Linked DNA regions of Homo sapiens: region 2 is linked to region 1. The links are chromatin contacts, found by Hi-C or POLR2A ChIA-PET in ENCODE. All regions are on one chromosome and are shown on one strand. Each heading gives the region's core, a stretch centred on a gene start or an enhancer-like site at or near the end of the contact. The rest is flanking DNA. Distances are from core to core; before and after follow the strand shown.

Region 1 (4,547 bases), core at 37-2,536:
GAAACAGAAAGCACCACTTAGTAGAAGCATTCTTGCCGACAAAACTTTGAATGAGAATCTGACCAAGCCTCCAAATGAACATTCATTTTACAGGACATGCAGGTGATACAAACGTTAAGTGACACCACAACGAAGCTATCAGACAAATTCAGAGTGTGGGGGCACTGGACAAGACAATCAGTCCTGTCTCTTAGGAGGGGTAAGAGGAGGTTGCTCTAAATGAAGTGACACGTCTAAATGTAACCTGTGGACCCTGTTAGGATTCTCATTCACGCAGACCACTGTAAAATGTCATGTTTGAAAAAACTAGGTAAACGTGAGTGAGCATGGACTACAAAATGATACTGGAAAATTAGTATTAGTGTTGTTAGGGGTGATAATAGCATATGTAAGAAAATCCCTAAAACGTTTGAGATGTATTCTGAAAAATGTAGAGGTGAAAGGCCATGATGACTGGAATTCGCTTAGGAGTGGCGGGAGAGAAAATAAACGTGGCAAAATCTTCCTGTTGAATTTACCCGGTTGTGTAGGGGTCAGGGCTCACTTGACTATTTTCTCCCACTTTTTTGTGTTTGGAAACAATTTTTTTAAAGCGTGTTCATCGGCTACTGACACATCATGCTAATTGAAGTGTTGGGTGCAGGTTTAAAAAGTTTCGAGGGAATTGGTGTGTCCGTGAACAATCCACGACAAACGTGGTGGGGCCCGCGGGAGCGCTGCGGCCCAAGACAGTGTGACAAGCGGGAAGATCACGAGTCCGCAAGACACCAAGCCTCCAGAAATGCTCCAGAAACGCTCCAGAAAGCCTTTAAAGAACGGATTTGAACCCAGCCCTCCCACAGCGGCTTCACCCTGGACTCCACGAAACGCCAGCAGATCCACGCGAGAACCACACACACCTGGGGCTGGCGCCGCTGGACGCCGCGGCTTCACGGAGACCCAGGGCCCAAGCAGAGCCAAGGAGCGGCGGCAACCGCGGGGGCCACTCGGAAGACCGCGGAGCCCCGGCCTTAGGCGCCGTCGCGGCTGCCAGGCCCGCGCACCTTCCAGCTGCGGTGAGCGCGCTGCCCTTATCCCGGTGCCTCACCTCTTCCGCGCCAGCTGCAGACGCACCTCCCTGTCCTCGGGCGTCTCCCTCCGCCCCTCCTCCTCCTCCTCTTCGTCCTCAGTCCCAGCTCGGCACGGCGCCTTCACCACCTCTCCGAAGAACGTGGCCGCCATAGCCGCCCCGTGACCGGCTGGACACAACTGCAGCGCCGCGGGACCGCACGCCGGCTTGCGCGAGACCACGCTCCCTCACCGCGCGGGCAATAAGTCCCGCCCCGCACAGGCCACGCCCTCCGCGCACAGCCCAAGCTCGCGGCCACACCCCCACCGCGCGGGCGCTACGTCCCGCCCCGCACAGGGCTCGCTCCCAGGCACACCCTGAGCTCGCGGCCACGCCCTCTACACCGCCCGCCCGCGCTGTCATGCCCTGGGCCAGCAGTCCCCGCAGCTTTTTTGTTTTTAAATTACAGATTGGGGGAGGGGGTCTCGCTATGTTGCCCAGACTGGTCTCGAACTCCAGGACTCTAGCGATCGTCCTCCTTAGACCTCCCAAAGTGCTTGGATTACAGGCCTCAGCCACCGCGTCCGGCCCCCAAAGGCTTTCATTCGCAGCTTGAGCCCTGCGGGCGCCAGGAGGTGGGAGGACTGCGGGCTAGAGGGGCAGGGGGCGAGAGGAGGGCGGGGCCTCCGTTCGTGGCGGTAGCGGAACCAGGGGTGCAGGGGCGGAGCCAGCGCCGCTGGCCGTGGCGTCCGGGAGCTGTGGGGCCGTCCCCTCATCGTCCGTTTCCATTTTCCTTCTGCGTTAGGAGAGACTGGGGTAGCATTAGTGTACTGAGCACCCGCTCCAAATTTCGACTGCCCAGGTAGGTGGCGGCGCGGTGGTACTGAGGGCCCCCGTAGCCAGGCGCGCCCTCAGACAGCGGGCACGGGCGGACGCAAGGGCAGCAAGAAATACAGCGCTTCGTGGTGGTATAAAAACGAGACCTTTACTCTGGCAATAGGAATTCACATTTCAAAAGCTGATGATTGTCAAGGCGATTTAAAAAACATTTTTATGAGTGTAAAAAATAGTGTTTTAAAGTTGGCCATTTTCTAATACAAAATGTTTCTTTTTAAATAGCCTTTAATAAGCAGAATGTGTGATTGTTCTTTAATTGGTTCTCTTTAAAATGTGCTGGAAGACAAAGTTCGAGGAGCACTGTTTCAAGCAAGAGAAAAAGGGGACATAATTTAAATGAAAATGAAAATATGCAGTAATGCAATGAAAAAACCGTTTCCTAGATTTAGTTGTACCGAAATACATGACATCGCCTGCATTTTGTGACTTTGTCAGTAGTCACGAAGGTAAGTACTACTTTGGGGTCAGAGAGAGCCTGTTGAGATAAAATCTCAAAGCTGTTAGAAACATTTTAAGATGTGGAAAGATAATCAACAAAATCATTTACATAAAATTAGTACTTAGCAGATGTACACATCTGCAAAAATAAAGTGAGTTTGGAAGCAAAATTTGAACATTTAGCAATAAAATTAAGACGAAATTGCTAGCCAGTAAGAGCTTAGGAAACTGGATATCCTTAGTGAGATAGAATAAACAAGATCACCACAATGATGTTTTAAAACATTAGGACTCCTGGGTTAACTGGTCTATTATGATGATGGAACTGCAGAATAAAAAGGTTGTTTGGGCACCACTTGTCTTAGTCCTTTTGTTAATTTGTCATTTTTACCAGTAAGATCTTCAATTTGATTTCACAGTTCCATGATGAAGAAATATTTTCTGCAAAGCAAATTACTGTAAATAGGGTAATAGTAATACATTTGGCCATGATTTAAATTCTGCACACATTTCAGAGAGAACAATTTTACAATGTTAAGTTTTAAGCAAATGCTTATTTCATGCAGTTACAATAAGTTTAGGCCAAGCACTTTTTAAAAAGGCAAATATGTTCGAATTAAATACTTAGCCAAAAAAGGATTTCATTATGCAAGACTGATAATACAATCTCAAATACTGACAGAAATTAACCCCACCACAGCAAATTATAAATTCAAAGCTTAAATTCTTTCATTACACTGAAATTGCTAAAAAAAAAAAAAAAAAAAAAAAAAAACTTTGCATAAAATAGTCTTCACCGAGTTAAGTATTTCATTTTATAGTTACTTGTTGAGGACATAATATACTCAATAAATATTATAAATTAAGTGTAAAATTTGAACTGGAAAGAAGTTTAAGCATTTCATTAGAGCTCAAAAATCAAACCCCATGCACCTAAAAGTAATAGCAGTTTATTAGGAATTCTTCCCTTTCTCACCTGTGTATCAACATATTGGGGATCAGTAATTTAGATGAAAGTATACTACAAAAGGAGCAAAGGACACAGACTTAGTAGGTTAGAATATTCTGGCTTATGCTAAAAAACAAAAAGCCTTTTTTTTAAAACAGACATGCAACCACAAATTTCTCAAGTATTTTAGACACTTGGTTCATCTGTATAACAAAAAAAAAAAAATGCATTTGACTTAAAAAAGAAATAGAAAACCCTAGGTTTCTGTAGTTTAGTTTTTCAGATTTACACATGCAAATCATATATTCAGATATTTTTAAATGGGAAAACAACTTACTTTCAACAACTTAATTTTTCCAGTAACACGTTACTATGTTAAAAAGATGCGACAGTATATTCATTTAATCTGGCAATTTTAATTTCAACAAATACATATTAACAACAAATTAAATCCTATTGTAAATACACTTCTTTGTTATACCACGACCAAATTTTCTAATCCTAGTACAGGCCACAATGAAATAGGCCAAACATGCTACCATTAAAGTTTGTTGGGATGAGATTGTAGTAAGTTTACTCAAAGTATTCAAGTTCTAATTTTTAAGGTGCTGTAGAGAAACATAAAAGATTTCACTGTATCTAAAAATATGACTGTTTTGATCTTAAGCTATACATTTTATTTTTATCTAACTGATTAAGACCTGCCTCTTAATGAGGCACATTTTTGGCATTTCTGTAAATGCTGCTACATACAAGTAAAAATAAGGAAAAGCCGTGATAGTAACATTCATAGCTTTCATAGAAAAATATATATTCCCTGAATTAGTCATATCAAGTGGTCATTCAGTATGAACTGCAATATTATAAACAAAATGACATCAATGGACTTTCTCTAATTGCCTATTTCCAACACTCTACTTCAGAACTCAATAATCAGTATCTCCAGCTGAAATTCCCAGGTCCTCCTAGTTTGTTTTTGACCTTTGGGGATGTGAATTGTAGGGAATGGATCTGGGTAGTTTTTGCTTCACTCAGAAGTCAAATAGGCCCATTAGCACTTCCTTTGGAAAAATGCCTGATTTTTTTTCCTCATGACACCATAGTTGTCGTGGTCTGAATTTTTACACTGTAATGGAGAACCCTGAAAATTAGCATCAGGTTAAGATTTTGAAATTTGTTCACTTCAAGTTCTTCCTAGCCTGTACACTTCCCATT
Region 2 (4,388 bases), core at 1,866-4,365, 270 kb before region 1:
AAGTGAAAACTCTTCAATAGAAATGTGAGGATGGGCACTCAAATTGGCTTCTTTAAAATATCAGCGAGAACGAAAATGATGACACTTAAGCACCGAAGCTACTACAATGTTTTGATAAGGGGTGAAAGGAGCCTTCTCCCTTTTATCAAAAAGTTCCCCATCTGTCGGCCCTGCAGAGGATCATGCTGATGGGAAACGGGCTACTAAGTAGGACCTGAAAGTGAATGTTGTCCTGAGTTCCAAATCAAACCACCAACAATAAATAACAAGTAATCATAACAATTACTATTGATTTAGCCTTGTTGAGACTCAGAAACCAATACCCCAAAATAGAGGGTTTTAACATGTCGAATTGAGGAAGCCTCAAGGTCTCTCTGACCTTCCCCTATACACACCGTCTTTCCCAAAGAAGCTGAAGTTTCTTTATCTGCCTAAGATCCAGACCTTCCAAGGAGAGCAATTATTCTTTCTTCCCCTTCCCACTTATCTTCTTATCTATGGCAGAAAAGAAGACCAAGGTGTGACCTGACCCGAGAAGACTCCAAGTATCATCTGAATTCCAAAGAAAGCTACTTACAAGGTTATTTCTGTTCTCCCATCCAATCATTCTCCCTGGCAATCATTTATTGCCCCTCAATCGAATTCCTCTTCTTCCCATTCCCATAACCTGTTTTACCGGAATCCAAACCCCCATACGTTCTGTAACCCCACAATGGTACATAAGTTTCTGTAACTCATTGGGAAGTTGGGGCTTCATTCTGAAGGCTTCTGTGCATACACGTTAAATAAGTTTTATGCCTTTTCTCCCATTAATCCATCTGCCTTATGCCTCTCAGCAGAACTTTAGGGGTCAAGAGCCTGTGGCCCCTACAGCCTTAACCCACTAAAATGTAAGTACTCAGAAGGCAAGGACTCTGTCTTGTTCCCAAAGGGGATCTCTAGCCCAAGACAGGCCTTGGCACGTGGCAGCTCAGTGCATGTTTTGAACAGGCGAGTGCATGCATGATGTTGTTCTGCCAGACACTGTATTTCACACTATGTGTCATTATTAAGTCTTTTATGCCCCATGAAACAGATGTGCTTCCTGTTTTATAGATGCAGAAAGGGAGGCTTGGGGAGGTTAGGAAACTTGTCCAAGGGTTCTCAGCTGTATAGTGGGAGCGCTTGGCTAGGCAGCATGGCCAGTCTCCTTCCAGAGCTTATGCAATTAACCATGGCATCAACCTCCCCTCCCTACATGCTACCATCTTCAGCCTAGGTCTCTGGACAGGTCCATGGGTCCCTAAGTCCTCTCTTTGATTGGGAAGGGGATCCCAGCACCCCTGGAATTGCATGCACAATGGCATGTGTCTGGGCTTATGGAGGCTGTGCTGGAGAGAGGGCCCATGGCCTTCAGATTTTCAGAGAAACCTGGGATCAAAAAAAGTTTGAGAATCACTGTCCTGGTTTCAGCACTGAAAATCCCACATCCTGGGATGCCTGCTGTTGGTAGCAGGCAGCATAGAGTCCCCAGAGGAGAAGATTGAGTTTACATTCCTGGCGGTTCTCCTATCTCAGCAGGAGGGAAAAGGCTATGGGAGGTGGGAACAGGGCACAAAGCTCAGAAATGGACTGGGGAAAGGCTGAGGAGGAAGTCCTGGGACAGAATGAGGTGATTGTGACAGCAGCGCTTCAACGTTCGGGGCAGAGGTTCCAACGCCAGATCCCTGCCGAAGGTACCTGCCTTCCCGCTTTCTCTTTAGTTGACGCCACTGTTTCTGGGACAAGTTGAGGAAGGAGCACCAGGCAGTAGAGGTTTCTGAGGAGTGAAAGCGTGGTCAGGAAGACCCCCTCACCCAAAATTCTGTGCTGATGTCTGTTTAGGCGAGTACCTAGGCCATGCGGGGTGATGACATCTGATATTGTGCTGGCATCATCCATAGTTCATGACCAATTCTCCCTCCCTCAACCACTGGGTGGTCCCTGGGGTGGGGGTCCCCAGGAACCCCCAAGAACAGGCCCCCTTGCAGACCAGCAGTTCTGGACAGGTCAGACTCTGAGGCCCACAGTGAGTAGCTTGCAAGAACATCCTGAAAGTGTCCCAAAGCCAATAGAGTGTCCCAAAGCCAACAGAGTCAGGAACATGAACTGTGTGTTTGATGCTCAGAACTGCATTCTGAGCGAGATATCTGGAGTGTGCTCCGGGGCCAAGTTCTCCCGTGACAGATGAGGGGATGGGGCTCTGAGATCACCCAGGTCGCTGCTACAGCTCCAGTCTGGCAACTGGAATTGATCAGCATTTACAGCTAGCTCCAGCCTGCTAAATCAAGAAAGTGAGGAAGGGCTGGCCTGACACATTTCCTTCACAGGCTCAACAATGGCTAGAACCTCCCAGGAGAGCCTGGGCTTCCTTGAGCCATATACCGTGGCAGCCCTATGGCCGGCACCGGCGTGAGTCAGTTTTTGAGATTACAAGGGGGTTGCTGGATGCTTCCTCCTCCACCTGTCTTTTGTTTCCTAAATTCAGGGTGCTTTTGTCCCTGAAGCCCTTTGGAATGTGTGGCTCCAGCTTCCCCAGCTGCTTTTCACCCTAAGGACCAGGCAGCTGCAGACTTCCAGAGACAACAACAGGGAATTATAGGTGTGAGTCCTTCGAGAGGCAGTTCTCCCAAAGCAAGCCCCACTTCCTAAAAGCAGCCACACTTGTCGCTCAAGCAAGGCAGGGAGGAGCATGGACAATGGTGTCAGAGCCACTCCCTTTTGAACATTTGCCTCTACAGAACCTGGCCGGGGCCATGGGATGCCCTGTTTGGCTACCTGAGGCCTGAATCTATCGGGATCTGTAAGAAGCGACCACTGACATTGAGAATGGCACCAGCCATCTCCAGAAGGAGCAGGTCATCTGACTCACTGGCCACACACTTCGCTTGTGGAAGAAAGCCCGAGGCTACCTGGATGAAGAAAGGCATTTGTGCTAAATTAGGCAGTTTACAGACCTAACACCATAAAGCAGCCACAGGGCTCCCTTCTCTCCTCTCAAAATTCTTAAGGTGCCAAAGACGCCCCCACCCACCAGCCTCTTCAATTCCAGGCAGAACCCAGCCCTGTGCCTGGCTGTCATCAAGGGCACCAGGCTGGTGTTTTGGCAACAAACCAGCTTTCAAAGTGACATCAAATTGCTGTGAATCACCCGATCTGATTCAAATGAGGGCTTAGGTGGATTTAGAGATAGCTGATTGCCTCAGATGAATGCACAATTGCCTCAGAAAGTAATTTACCTCTGGGAGTTTCAGGTACTAAACATTTAGAGTTTGCATTTAAACTCTAAACTGGGGCAGGGGCAGCTATTCTTTTGCTGGCAGGACCCAGTGAAGGCTGATCCCAGGTACCTACGACTCTTCTGTGATTGGTGCTTCCCTACCTCCCTGCCCCACCCCATCTAAGCACAATTCATTTTATTTCAAAGATGAAAAGGACCCTCGAAGTCGTGACTTGGTCTCCCCAGTCACGCCCCTAATGAGTGGAGCCCCGTGTCTGTCTGTGTTCTTCACCAGGAGTTTTTTCCATTTCCTGTGACTTTTGTTGCTGCGAAGTTCTTCCTGGTCCTGGGTCACAATTGATCATCTTCCAGCCCCAGTCACCCTGCAGGTCCCCATGGTGGAAGTCAACTCCCCTTCTCATGCCATGTTCCTTCACAGATGTGAACAGCACTCTCTGTCTTATCTTTTAAAGACCCAAACCCTGAGCCCCTCCTACTACCAAACCATGGTTCTAGAGCTCTTCATGTCTTATCCATCCTCCCTCTGGCTTTTCCTATTGGGGGCCTCCTTCTCAGAGGGTAGCAGCTACATACACCAGGGATGGACTCAATAATGTCACCTCCCTTGTTTCAGCCAGTAGACCTCTATTGATTTAATCTGAAGTCACATTGGCCTTTTGGCAGCCTGTCCCAATGGTGACTCATAATGAGATTCATTTAGAGTCAATCAAACTCTTATAAAGGACACTGCCTGAACATATCCAACAAAGCAGGTAGCTGTTCTGTTGAACTTTGGAGCAAAATGTCCGACTTTTACATTTGTCCCTGTTAAATTTCTCCATTTTAATCTGCCCCATCATTCCTTCCCTGTCATTCCTATAGTTTTCTGTCATCTGGGAACCTGTTGCAAGTGCCTTCTGTCGATTGATCCAGATGATTGTTTACAGCGCAATTTTGTTATGGAATCACCTAACTATGTCAGCCTACAGCTTGCTTTCCTCTGCCTTGTTCAGAAAGGTCACAGAAGGCTGCTTCTTCACTGCTTTGCTGAAACATCTTAAAGTGTTGGGCCAGGAGAAGTGTTAGAGACCATCTGCTTCAAGCCCTTCATTTTTCAGATGAAGAAACTGAGGCCAGGTGAGGTAAAGAG

The links. A loop is a pair of places that touch in the nucleus more often than their neighbours do. ChIA-PET counts read pairs that join two places held with the same protein, here RNA polymerase II (POLR2A). Pooled maps may share reads with other maps.
Region 2: a pooled map shows a loop between it and region 1 (3-fold over the local background). The contact joins the enhancer-like site here to the promoter of PSMG1 in region 1. A Hi-C loop is called at or near these places in 1 of 168 maps with a recorded cell type or tissue (adrenal gland) and 3 of 50 pooled maps. POLR2A ChIA-PET finds 5 or more read pairs at or near these places in 3 of 52 experiments (H1, MCF 10A and activated B cell).

The regions. Positions count from the first base shown.
Region 1 is chr21:39,182,165-39,186,711 of GRCh38, forward strand. It overlaps PSMG1 (proteasome assembly chaperone 1), which reads right to left and starts at 1,287. Exons shown (of 7, transcript NM_003720.4): 1 at 1,088-1,287. The coding sequence starts at 1,221. BRWD1 (bromodomain and WD repeat domain containing 1) reads right to left here. Exons shown (of 41, transcript NM_033656.4): 41 at 3,318-4,547. RefSeq lists silencers at 963-1,042, 1,243-1,462.
Region 2 is chr21:38,907,761-38,912,148 of GRCh38, forward strand. The region is part of intron 2 of ETS2-AS1 (ETS2 antisense RNA 1); the gene reads right to left. Among named protein-coding and RNA genes, the nearest start is that of ETS2-AS1, 28 kb to the right of the region's middle. Within about 2 kb of position 3,116, at least 15 of the 41 ENCODE cell types and tissues checked have a DNase peak (open chromatin) inside an H3K27ac peak, as active enhancers do; they include adrenal gland, where a contact is called at or near this core.